Regions from separate parts of the Mus musculus genome. Here all the other regions are linked to region 3. A link is a loop called in an ENCODE intact Hi-C map of the cell type or tissue named here. Cell type or tissue: gastrocnemius. All regions are shown on one strand.

What was found. Hi-C counts contacts between places; a loop is a spot of excess contacts. Peaks named below come from ENCODE experiments on the same cell type or tissue, not always from the same donor. Only the 100,000 strongest peaks of a DNase experiment are listed, where the experiment ranks them.
Region 1: it touches region 3 in a loop (6-fold over the local background); 25 of 42 quality-filtered maps call a loop at or near these places.
Region 2: it touches region 3 in a loop (7-fold over the local background); 29 of 42 quality-filtered maps call a loop at or near these places.

The regions. Positions count from the first base shown.
Region 1 is chr5:111,681,326-111,685,325 of GRCm38, reverse strand. No RefSeq gene overlaps it. Among named protein-coding and RNA genes, the nearest start is that of Gm36434, 19 kb to the right of the region's middle. In gastrocnemius, a CTCF peak has its summit at 2,216 (motif pointing right); DNase peaks (open chromatin) are centred at 2,232 and 3,634.
Region 2 is chr5:112,152,437-112,156,436 of GRCm38, reverse strand. 1700016B01Rik (RIKEN cDNA 1700016B01 gene) reads right to left here and starts at 210. Exons shown (of 2, transcript NR_166436.1): 1 at 83-210. In gastrocnemius, no CTCF peak of the experiment used is centred here; a DNase peak (open chromatin) is centred at 2,479; H3K4me3 peaks cover 1,341 bases; H3K27ac peaks cover 1,808 bases.
Region 3 is chr5:111,412,410-111,416,409 of GRCm38, reverse strand. No RefSeq gene overlaps it. Among named protein-coding and RNA genes, the nearest start is that of Mn1, 2.9 kb to the left of the region's middle. In gastrocnemius, CTCF peaks have their summits at 159 and 2,024 (motif pointing left); a DNase peak (open chromatin) is centred at 2,047; H3K4me3 peaks cover 649 bases; H3K27ac peaks cover 691 bases.

The DNA.
Region 1 (4,000 bases), 270 kb before region 3:
ACATGCTGGCCCACAACCATCCATAATTCTAATGGCAGGATATTTGACACCCTATTCTGACCTCCAGGCCCTCCAGGGACACACGTGGTACATAATCCATGTGAACAAAACACTCAAATACAGAAGGCAAGTAATTAATATAAAATAAGTAAAATCTTAAAAGCCATCTCGTTCACAATGCTCACAGTAACAAGTGGGAGTCAACCATGTGTTCACCAACAAGGGAATGAGTAACTACACTGTGCTGTGTGCGTAACGAGAATATTACTCAGCATGTAAGTGAATAGGATATTCAGCCATGCTAAAATGCCCTGGAAAAGACATGCTAAAGAGACCAGATATACGAGGTCATGCTTTTGTGAATCTGTGTATATGAAAAACATGGACTGGGAGCGGGGGGCAAAGTGGATGCCGGTGATTGGGGCCAGAAATCAGGGGATGGAGTGATTCCTTGGACATGAGTGTTGGAATGAACTAAGCTAATGTGTGTGACCATGCAGAGGACCCAGGCAGATACTGTCCTCTCAGCTATTTCTGTCCTTACAGTAGAATGCATTGCCCCAAAACATCCTTACTGGCCTTCTCAGACGCTTCCAGACAACAACCCTTCTCCTCCTGAAACCAGATGCCCTTTGAACTCCACGAATGAAGGAAATTCCTGGAAGGGGTTGCAGGAACGTCTACAGTAAGGTCATACTGCCCGGGACAGGCACCTTAGGGTTTCGATAAACCCTAATGATGAAGCCCAGATCACATGGAAAGTCGCATACGTGTTACTGTAACCCTCAATAGCTCCAACTGCACCTACTAACAGACATGTGGGCAAACAAGCTTCCAGAAGCTTTCTGCTCTCTTCCGATCTTGGAGCCTTCTTGCCGGGTCTCACAGAAACAAGGAAACCACAGGTCAAAAGCAAAATGAATCCCCTAAGGAGTCCTCGTTAAAGACCACCCTGAACGTTTAGAACTAATTCGTGTTACCCACTCTGAAGCTGTTAAGGCTGGAGCAACCTATAGGCAGCCTTCTGCCACCGAGGATCTGAGCGGTTCTCACAGGCTCCCTCTTCCTCCAAGGCAAGGACACCATCTCTTATGGGCTTAACCTATGTGTAACAGCATTTAGATGGTTGGTCTTAAAGGGGTGAAATGAAGACATTCAGGTAGCGGCAGATTTAATCCAGTGGGTTCTTAGAGCCTCTGGCTGTTTCCAGGCTAGGCACGACCAATCCATTGGTTTGATCGATCTCACAAGGCACAGACACGACCAATCCAATCTGAGTCCGTGTCTCAGATCCTACGGGGAGGTGGACTAGACTTGCAGGGGCCAGGAGAGGGGTCCCACTAGGGCCACTTTGAGGGGCTCACTTTAGTGCATCTCAGTAGCTCCCAGGTAGCTGCACCACAGGGTGGGGTGTGAAGGACACCCAAGTTCGGCCGTTGACATAAAGACTGAGCAAGCTGACTCTAAGTACCCAGAGATGGTCCTGGGGACAGCCCAGAAAAGGCTTTTGTTTTGCTTTAAAACCTTCCTGGTGATTTTCTCAGAGGCTTAACACCCGGGAGAGAAACAGGATCTGGTTTTCGAGAGGGCTGCAGAACTGAAGATTACCGTTGGTCGCCTTCCAGGGGCCGTGGCCTGCCTCAGGATCTTTGCACACACCTTTTACTCTCTGCCTGATAGCCCATTACCTCGGACATCTGATTAAACTCTGCCTCCTCTGGCTGTCAACCCTAATTTGCAGGCTCCCTCCCCATCTTTCCCCTTTCCAGTCTCTACTGGACGTTCTCTGCTGACACTGCACAATGTGGTCCCTCTCCCCCTACACTGTGAGCTAAGCCTTTAGGGACAAGCTGTTACTACAGTAGTCATTGTTGGCCCCGTATGGATACTATACAGTGGGTGTTGATGAACGAGGGGAGTGGGGAGGAAGCCCTGGATCAGCCATTTCCTGCTTCAGGGATCCCCCCACAGCAGTCTGGTGTGATGAGGAAAGCAGGGCTCAGAGAGGTGAGTACACCATCCTGATGTCACCCAGCATTTGTAAAGTAGGTCTAGCACCTGGTGTCTGAACTTGCCTCTGCAGGACAAGGGGCCCCTGGATGGATCCTTCATATAATTTGCATATGGGTCTGAGGGCTCCAGGAGAGCCTGGCACAGGTCAGAAACATAGCTGCCCCCAACTCTAGACCCAAGGCTGCCCCATGGTGACCTGCATGGCCACTTGGTGGCACTGTGGGGCTGACACTGACCATCTGTCACCTATAGGACACCCCCATTCAGTCCAGTGTGTCCAGGAGACCTCAGAAGGCAATTTGTATCATCTGTACCACAAAAAAGGAAACTGAGGCACAGAGATGCCAGGAACCCACCAGCAAAGTTGGAGAAGGAAGGAAAAGGACAGTTTATGGAACCACCACCCTATGACCTAATGGCAGGACTGGTCTCCAGGTGGGGAAACTGAGACTAATGGGTACAGGTGGAAATCAAGGCAAGATGGTTGACTGAGGCCAATAGGCACAAGTGGAAGTCAAGGCAAGATGGGTGACATACACTTGAGAGCAATGTTGCTGAGTCGCAGCAAGCCCTGACTTGGACCACAGTAGGACCACATCTCAGCAAAGGAAACTGAGGCAAAGAGGCAGCCCTTACTTAGTAGCTATCACCCAATCTCAGTCACTACCAAGCCATATCCCTGGCTTTCACCCAACCCAGGCAATCTCAGCTAGCAAGGGCCCTAGCTTCAAAAGGGTTCTCAGGCCCCCAGCCCTCCTGATGTGGATGGCAGCCAGAATCTGGGTGTCACCAGAATGTGGGTTGTAGGGAGACCCCATGTCTCCCCCAAATGGCCACACATCTTCTGGTGATCCCAGGAGCAGGAAGGAGTACTTCTGGGGGGGCAGTCCCTCAGTGTCTCCTGAGAGGGGGTGGAGGGGGGTCTCTTGAGATGGGGTGGAGGGGGGTCTCCTGAGATGGAGTGGAGGGGGTCTCCTGAGATGGGGGGTGGATATAGAAAGAGCAGAGACAAGCACAGAAAAGGAGACGAAAAAAATCTAGGGAGGAGAGACCTGCAGACAGAAGCAGACAGACAGAGAGCCTCACAGACAGAGAGACAGAAATAGATATGGAGAGAAGAGAAAAAGCAGACAGGGGAAGAATAAGAGACAGGAACAGCCAGAGACAAAGCAAGACAAGGAGAGAGACAGAGGCAGAGAAAGAAACATAAACGGGGAGACAGCTGAGGAGAAGTGACAGGGAATGTCAGAGCCAGACAGACACTGGCGTGGGACTCGGGGGATGGGGATGGGGGCACAGAGGCAAGAGGTGTGAGAAGGACAGAGGTGAGGCCTGGAAAAGCAGAACCAGTGCCCAGGATGTACAATGCAGGCTGCCAGGGGTGGGAGGTCTGTGTCTGATCTCAGAGAAGCCAGTACAGGAAAGCAATCAGAGGGAGGCTTGTGAGGAGGACTAGCCAGAGCAGAGAGGGAGGAGGGACGCAGGGTGGAGGCAAAGACTAGCCAGGACAGCAGCTGACTGAGGTCCCACCATCCTAGGGACCTCACCAGACTCCAGGATAGCAGCCCTCCAAGGTCCTCCCATTCTGTCTGTCCCCGTACCTGTGACCTCCCCGCTTGCCCCCGCCCTTGATGGCAGAGTTGGCCAGGGTCCAGGGCGGGTCAGGAAGCTGGCCCTCTTGGAGATGAGAAGATGCCCCTTTCTGCCCACTCAGTAGGCCCAGCAACCATTTGCATAAAACGATGTTCCTGCGAGGCATGCTAATGCATCCTGCTATTTTTGCCTCTCCTGGATGCTGGTTTGCATACATTTACATACCCTGGATGAATTAAGCTAGGATCATGTAAATGAACCCACTGGCTGGGGTGAGGGGTTCTGGGTTCCTGCCTCTGGAGGGTTCAGGCTGTCATAGTCTTCTCAGTGTAGACAGTGTCCTGGGGCTCCAGGACAGGTTGGCCAGGGTCAGACCTGTGCCTGTCCCTGATCC
Region 2 (4,000 bases), 740 kb before region 3:
AAGCACACAGTAGGACATACCTACAAAGCCATAAGTGCTGGTACCACTAAGGTAAGCATCTGGAACCTAGGCTAGTAGTTACCTGGGCCATTTCAGGGAGCTCTGTCTTGGCTGTGGCCCCCTCTGGGGTGCACTTTGTTGAGCTGAGCTGGGTTGGGGAGGGGCTCGGAGAGAGGGTTGGTGTCTCCCTTGGGGTCACCAGGGGTCAATGAGCAGGGGTTGGGCTTATGAATTTCCTCTCAGGGCCCCAGACAATGGGGGCTTATTTGGTAATGTTGTTTCCTTGGCAACCATCTCTGTTCTGGAGAGTGGAGGTACTGGGGGTGGGGGAGGGCTGTGGAGAGAGAGGGGTTGCTGGAGGGGACACCTACTTTTAAGGTGCAAAACAGAGGCTAGTCTGTGTGGGTGTCTTACCTTCTCTGGAACTTGTCATTTCTAGGACAATTCCTTGCATTTTAAGGACATCTAGAGAGCTGAGTTTGAGTTTAGACATCTAACTCACTGTGTGACCTTGGGTCGATGACTTGCCCTCTCTGAATTTCAAGTTTTTCTCCTGTGAAGTAGGGGTAATTCTTTGTAGGGTGATTTGGGAGAGACAAGCACATTATGGGGCGTGACAGAAGGCCCTTCTGAGCACTTGTTTCTCATTTGATTGGTTCTTACTGCTTGGATTTAGTCACCTCCTTGGTCAGCATCTTAGAGTCACTGTTGTTGTGATGAGACACCACAACCAGCATGGGGAGGAAAGGGTTAATTCTGCTCACACTTCCACACCACAGCCCATCACCAAAGAAAGTCGGGAAAGGAACTCAAGCAGGGAAGGAACCTGGAGGCAGGAGCTGATGCAGAGGCCATGGAGGGTGCTGCTTACTGGCTTCCTCACCATGGCTTGCTCAGCCTGCCTTTTTTTTTTTTTTTTTTAAAGATTTATTTATTTATTTATTTATTATATGTAGCTGTCTTCAGACACTCCGGAAGAGGGAGTCAGATCTTATCACGGGTGGTTGTGAGCCACCATGTGGTTGCTGGGACTTGAACTTCGGACCTTTGGAAGAGCAGTCGGGTGCTCTTACCCACTGAGCCATCTCACCAGCCCTCAGCCTGCCTTCTTATAGAACTCAGGGCCACCAGCCCAAGGATGGCTCCACCAACAACGGGATTGCCACACCCATAATGGGCTGACCACACCCACAATGAACTGGCTCCACCCACAATGGGCGGGCCCCCATCAATCACTAATCAAGAAAACTGCCCATAGGCTTATGGCGGTATTTTTACATCAAGGCTTCTCCTCTTTGAGGACTCTAGCAGCACAGAAAGCTTCCAGAGTCACACAGATCTGGAATTTCTAAGGACCAAGGTGGTTGTTCTGGGAGCTTGGCTGCCGAAGGGTCTTCATTATTGGTCATGAGTCACTTTCTGGCATGTGAAGAGACTGAGGTCAAGTCTAGGGTGCCCTTGTCCTGTCTCCCTGCCGCACCCTCCCTGTATATGGATTTGAGTGCCTCATTCCTGGCTGCCAGGGCTGCTTTGGTGCTGAGGCAGGGGCGGCAGCCTTGCAGGGCTGTTTTGTATCCAGAACAACTCAGGAACTGGAACTCATCGGACCTTCACGAGGCTGGCTGCCCTAGGCTGCCTCCTGGATTCTGGCCACCCAAAGCATCAGGCTTCTCCATGGTCTTGGGAGCAGATTGGTGACTGGGTGGGGACCAAACTCACCCCAGTGCAAGACTTACACACACAACACCCAGCAAAGCCCTGTGAGAAGCCAATGCAAGGTTAGTTTTCATAAGGAGAGTTAGATGTTCTGGAGTTGGGGATGTATTTGTACTAAAAAAGTATTCTCTGATTGCTTTTGGCCACCTCACCTAGCCGGTTGCTTTACCACTTTTGAGACAGGGTCCTGCTCTACATCTGTGGTAGGCACGCTTCTGCTTCTAAGTTCTGGGATTGCAGATCAGTGCCAGCACACAGCAAAGACTTTTATATTTTTAAAACTAAAAATATTCCTTGCATGTGTGCCTGAGTAATATGTCTGCGAGCCATGTGTGTGTCAGAAGCCCATGGAGGTCTGAAGAAGTGTGGGATCCTTGGTACTGGGGTCACAGGCAGTTGTGAGCCATCGTGTGGGTGCAGGGAACCGAATAGAACCTCTGCAAAGTAGCCATGCTACAGACTCCGACCAAACAACTTATAACAATTTAATTTTCAATTTGGGGGCGCTGGGGATGGGACTCAGAGCCTGGCGCATGTGGGGCTGGGCTCCTACTGAACGCCACTCTATTATTCCTCGGAGGCAGGACTTGAACCTTATTGTACCCGCTTTATGTTTGGTAATAAAAGTCATGTGCCTGTGGGTCCCCTTAACGTGCTAAATGCAATACGCAAGCCTGGTGCTGGCTCTCTGCGCACACGCCCTTGGACTGCAGTTCCCATGATGGCCACGCGGTGTCGCTGTCGGCCCGCGATACCCGGGCAAGACGGGCTGGCCCATCCATCACCGGCCGCGGCGCAGACAATGCGGGGAGCGGCCTCGGCCCGCGCCCGCCCGCCCGCGCTGTCGGTACAAAGGATGCGCTGTTAACACGTGTACGGTAATGGGCTCCTCCACGGCCTCTTCCCGGGCCGCCCGCTCCCTGCCCGACGCATGGCCGGAGACATCCATCTAAATTATGTCACCCAGCTGTGAGCGGCTCCCTGCCCAGTCGGTCCGGGGCTGTGTGTGCCTGGCTTTCCTGGGCCACACAGCCCAGCATGAGAGGAACCTCTCACAGGTGAGCACCTACTGTGTGCTGGCTGGGCCCCAGCCACAGGACATGTGGCTTAGTCTATTTTAAAGAGGAACTTGATGCTTGTAAGGGTTTGTTTCAAAGTTGCGACGCCCTGCAGCTTGCCTGGGCTGCCTTAAAAAAAGAAAGAAAGAAAAAGAAAAGAAACAAGACAAACGCTCCCAGTTTATTGATGTTTGAATGTCGCCCCACACCATAAAACGCTCCTGTTTAACATTACATTTAGGGGCTGGGAGAAGACACCCATGGTTAAATGCTTGCTATAGAAGCCAAAGCCTGAGTTCGATCCCTGCCACACACCTGGGTGTGCTGGTCCTTCAGAGGTGCCACTGAGAGATGCTATCCGCTATCCACCTTCACCAAAGACACCTTCCTCCCATCCCAACCCTGCCTCAGTAAACAAGGTGGGCATGTGTGAGGGACTACACACACACACACACACACACACACACACACGCGCGCGCGCGCGCGCGCGCGCGCTCCTGTGTACACTTCTGTCCCCCATACCTGTGAACAAGTAAGTCATGGTCAGAACTGCTCAATAGTCTCACTGGAGGATACACCCAAAGGCACCTGCTCCTGCCTAGTGGTCACTTCCTCTCTCCCTCTGCCCTCCCTCTCTCTCTCTCCCCCCCCTCTCTCTGTCTCCCTCTCCCTCCTTCTCTCTCTCTCTCTGTCTCCCTCTTCCTCCTTCTCTCTCCCTCTCTCTCTCTCTCCTTCTCTCTCTTCTCTCTTTCCCTCTCCCCTTTCCCCTCTGTCTCTCCTCTTTCTCTCTGTCTGTCTGTCTATCTCTGTGCCTCTCCTTTCTGCCCAAACTGCCTGTTGGCTTTCTGTCCCATGGATCTGTGTATCCCTGGTCATCTCACACAGTGGAAGCCAGTAGTGTGGGGTCTTCCTGGTCTGGCTTGTTCCTGTTTGGCATTGTGTTCCAAGGGTGCATCCATTCCATAATACACCCCAAACTCTTTATTCCCTTTTAAGGGCCAAGTAATAGTCCAATGCATGGAGGTCCCGAGTTTGGGTTCCTCTGTGGATGGCTTCCTCCTTCTGGCTTTATGGATGACCCTGTTAGAAACTTTTGTGTGGGTGTGTATTTTCATTCCTTTGGATAGGTGTGTCTGTCAGGGAAGTTTTGGGTCACATGGTAGTGCTGTATGTAATTATTTGAGGGGCTCCCAGCCTGTTTCTAAAAAGGCTGTTTATCATTTCCT
Region 3 (4,000 bases):
CCCTATTTCATATGGAATATTTATCCCAATAATCTTACTTAAAATTGTTTAGATCTTTCTACTCCTCACGGAGTAGAGGCTGAAATCTATCTTGCAATTAAAAGTTAGAAGTTGGAGGTGATAGGAGGTGGAGGTGTTTATTCTGTGGACGCGCGCGCACCCAAGCGCCAGCATGCGTGTGCGAGTTTTCCTCTCAAAGTGTAAGTAGGGGAGGAGGGGCGGAAAGGCTTTTAATTTTCCTTGTCATGAAATAAAGCGAGACAATTTTGCTGGCAAGCCAGGATTCTTAAAAGAAGAGGGGAAAAGAAAAAAAAAAAACTTTCGTTGAAGTGCCCCCGATATCGCTATTAAATCTAAATAAAATTAAGCACGGTGTATAAAAATGCCTTCCCCCCCCCCACAAAAGAAAGTGTTTATCGCCCAAGTCTGTCTAGCGTTTGCTAAATTACGCATGAAATCTGAAATGAAATAAACGTTATAATAAAACCAACCCGGAGCCCTTTTTATTTAAAAACCTCAGATTAAGCACTCCACTGTCGCGGGCATGAGTTAAAAGTTACCGTGTCATTCGCGGCCGATTCATTACTCCCTGGAGCTTCTGAGGAAAGAAACGTTGGAAAATGGGCTCGATTTAGGAAGGGGGGGCAGGAAGCCCCAAGAGACGTCTCAAGAAATCACACACACACACCCAAGACACACACTCTTTCACACACACAAACCCATCCCCCACACACTCACTCACCCCCACCCCCACCCTCACACACTCGAAATAAAAGCTCTCAGGAAGCTGCAACAAGCTCGGGTTTTTCCTGCAGTCTACAGATTTTTTTTTCTTTTGAAATTAAAAATGAAAATTACCCCCACCAAAAAACGGGGCCCATAAATAAGCATTGGGAAGAAGTATTTGTGCAGGGTGGTGGAGTTTTAAAAGGATTTTTCTGCAGGATCAGGTTGTTGGTCTGTGATTAAATATTGATTTTGTGTAATTAGTTTTCATGCGAACTATCCTCTTGCTGATAGCTTAGAGGTTTCAGAACTAGAAAAGAAATGGAATTGGACATGGAAATTATTACTTAGCAAAGTGACAGGGAAGGAAAGCCAGCGAGAAGACAGAGGCTTTGCCTGTGTAGGCACAAAGGAAAGAGCACCCCGTTAGACACCCCCAACTAACCCTCCAGGCCCAGAGCTGAGGGCCCTTGAACCTCCTGGGCAGAAAGGGGGAAGAGTTCCGGAATAGATGTCAGGAGGAGACCCCAGGTAGCAGAGCTGTGACACCTGGTCATGTGCCTCTGTCCTGCGGACAGTAGCCTTCTAAATAGGTTGAGATGGAATGTCTTGTATTCTGGAGGGGACCGGGAGGTGGTGGGGGGGGGGCCTGTTTGGAGCACTAGGAAGAGATGTTAGGAGCTGGGAAGAAAGACTCACAGGCCTGCTGTCTGGGAAGCACTGGTTTGAGGGTTTGGGGTGTCACTCCATACTCTTTGGTAGAGGGCCCCCACATCTGAAGGGAGGAGGGGGTGGGCATATATTTTCCAGGCTCTTTCCCAGAGTCAGCACTTTGGGGTGTGTGTCTGAAAGAGGGTGGGTAGGGTCCCCTTCCTTAACACTATAAATGGACTACGCTTACATTTGTCCTTGCCCCAGGAGGCTAGCCTACACCTGTGTGTTTCTATATATGGCAGATGCATGCATCTTTGGAGGCCACTGTGGTGTGTGTGTGTGTGTGTGTGTGTGTGTGTGTGTGTGTGTGTGCACTCAAGTGGATGTTGTCTGCTCCCAGCCACCACCTCTCTCTGGGTGTGCAACTACGTATCTCTGTGCAGTTGCCTCTGCCCTTTGGGTGCCCTCACCCCTGCCCTTGTGTGCCTGATGTCCTACTGGCAGGAGGATATGCTCTTCTGCGGGGCCTTTTGCACCGCAGCTCGAACCCTCTGTGATGTGGGCACCCCTGTATATGCCTGTGTGTGCACACACCTCTGGAGCTGGCTTCTGTTTCTTTCAAACAGACACATTGCCCCCTAGTGCTCAAACGGACTCAGAGCCCCTGCCGGCACCAAGCCAGGAGCTGCAGAGCCTCAGGCATCTAGCTGGGCCTTCTCCTTCCTCTCCCCCTTCCTGTACCCCACCAACACCACCACTACTGAGCATGTTGGCACCAGCAAAGGAAGGAAGGGACACAGATGGGCTGGGGCCCTGAGGCTACTTTGGGGTGCTCTGAGCTGGTAACATGTGAGGAGCTGCCTGGAATGTCCCCTTAGCTGCTCAGAACAGCTTCCAACTGGGGCTGAAGAAGGGCTTCTGAAGTCCACATACAAAAATACGCATGCTCAAAATGCACAGCCCTGAGAGCAGGAGACACAATGCTCGTATTTGCCCATCAGCCCACACAAATCTGAAGGGTGCCTGTCAGCACACGCGCAGTAGACAGACAGGAGACAGTCCTAGGGACAGGCCAGTGAGGTGTCCTCTCATCTGGCTGTATACAGGGGGCTTCCCATCTAAAGTCTGACTTCATCTTCTCAGTGCCTTCAAGGTCCAGACCTGACCTATTTGACAGATGCCTCTCTTGGTCAAGGAATTTGCCCAGAGCAAGGTAATAGCAGATCCCAAATTCCAGTCCACAGACAGCATCCTGGGGCTACTGCCAGGCCTAAGCTAGCATGGCCTCCCTGGATCCTTCCCCAACAAATGTTCTTTCCCTTCCCCGCATCTCCCATGCACTCTAGAGCTTGGACACTTGGCTTCGTCCTCTGTAAGGTCTGGAGAAGCCTGCTTATCCAACATCTTGCCACGGAGTAGCCCCAAGATGAAGTCCTTCATGGACCTATGGGTTTAAATCTTATCTTCTTGGGCTGTGTTACCTTGGGCAAAATATTACCTTCTCTGAGCTTCTATTTTCTGTTTGGAAAGGGGCATCCATGCCGGAGCATAAGGGTGATTGATCATTGATTGTGTTTGCAAAGCCAATAGACCTCACGTGTGGCTGGGTGAGTAAGCCTCCCTCCCAGCCACTATTCTCATCGAGCCTCTGTCTGCTTCTGCATTTGAATGAAAAAACGCAGAGGAAAACAATGGTCTCACTCAGTCCTGCTCAGTAGCCCAGCTATCAAAGGTGGATGTCTCAGTGGATGCCTTACTGCTCCCTGCTCCTGCTCCTGCTCCGAGCTAGTGTCAGTGGAGCAGTCTAGATGGTACCCTGGACAGAAACCTCCAGGCAGCCCCAGTGTGACCAGGAGAGAAGACCAAGGGGCTGGCTGACTAGTAGGTACAAGGGATGAGACCTTCCTGTAGCCACAGGCTGCTGGTTGCTAAGCAACAACAATTCCACCTCTCTACACACCGATACCTGATATCTTCTAAGAGTGTCTCTTCTAGCCGTCCACTGTATGTGAAGGTTCCATCTGGAAACTCAGCAAAAGAAAAGTCAGAAAACAATTTCAACCTTTAGATCAGATCAAAGAAGTCCCCCTTTTTTTTTTTTTTTTTTTTTTTTGGACATGAGAAAGATTCCATCAATAGGGGCTAAAAATACCTGTGATAAGAGGGTAAAGAAGTAGAAAAGGGTTTCCCAAAGCTTTGAAGGGTTTTGAGGATAGAATAGGAGTATGAGACTCAGATGAGGCCAAAGGACCTTTTCAGATAAAGAAACTAGTTAGAAGGATACGGGAATTTTCAGGCAGCATTCAGGAGAACAAAAGTGCCAAGACCTGCATCAGAGAAGGTGGACACACGTGGGCCTCATGAATACCATGAAAGATCAGAAGCAAATTCCTAGAGACCTGAAAACCATTCCTTTCTTTGCCCTTCAAGGTGGTTCCAGAAGTCATTTTCACCTGGCTTCCTTGGAAACCAGGCCAGGGGGAGAGAGGGAGTCCTGTGTTTGTCCCTAAGCAGCCAGCCCAGGACATACCACACTATTTTCACGACTAAGTTTCATCTTGTGGCACAAGACTCCCTGGGAAACAGGTCTGCCCACTTGTTCCTGGTAAGAACAGCTTGG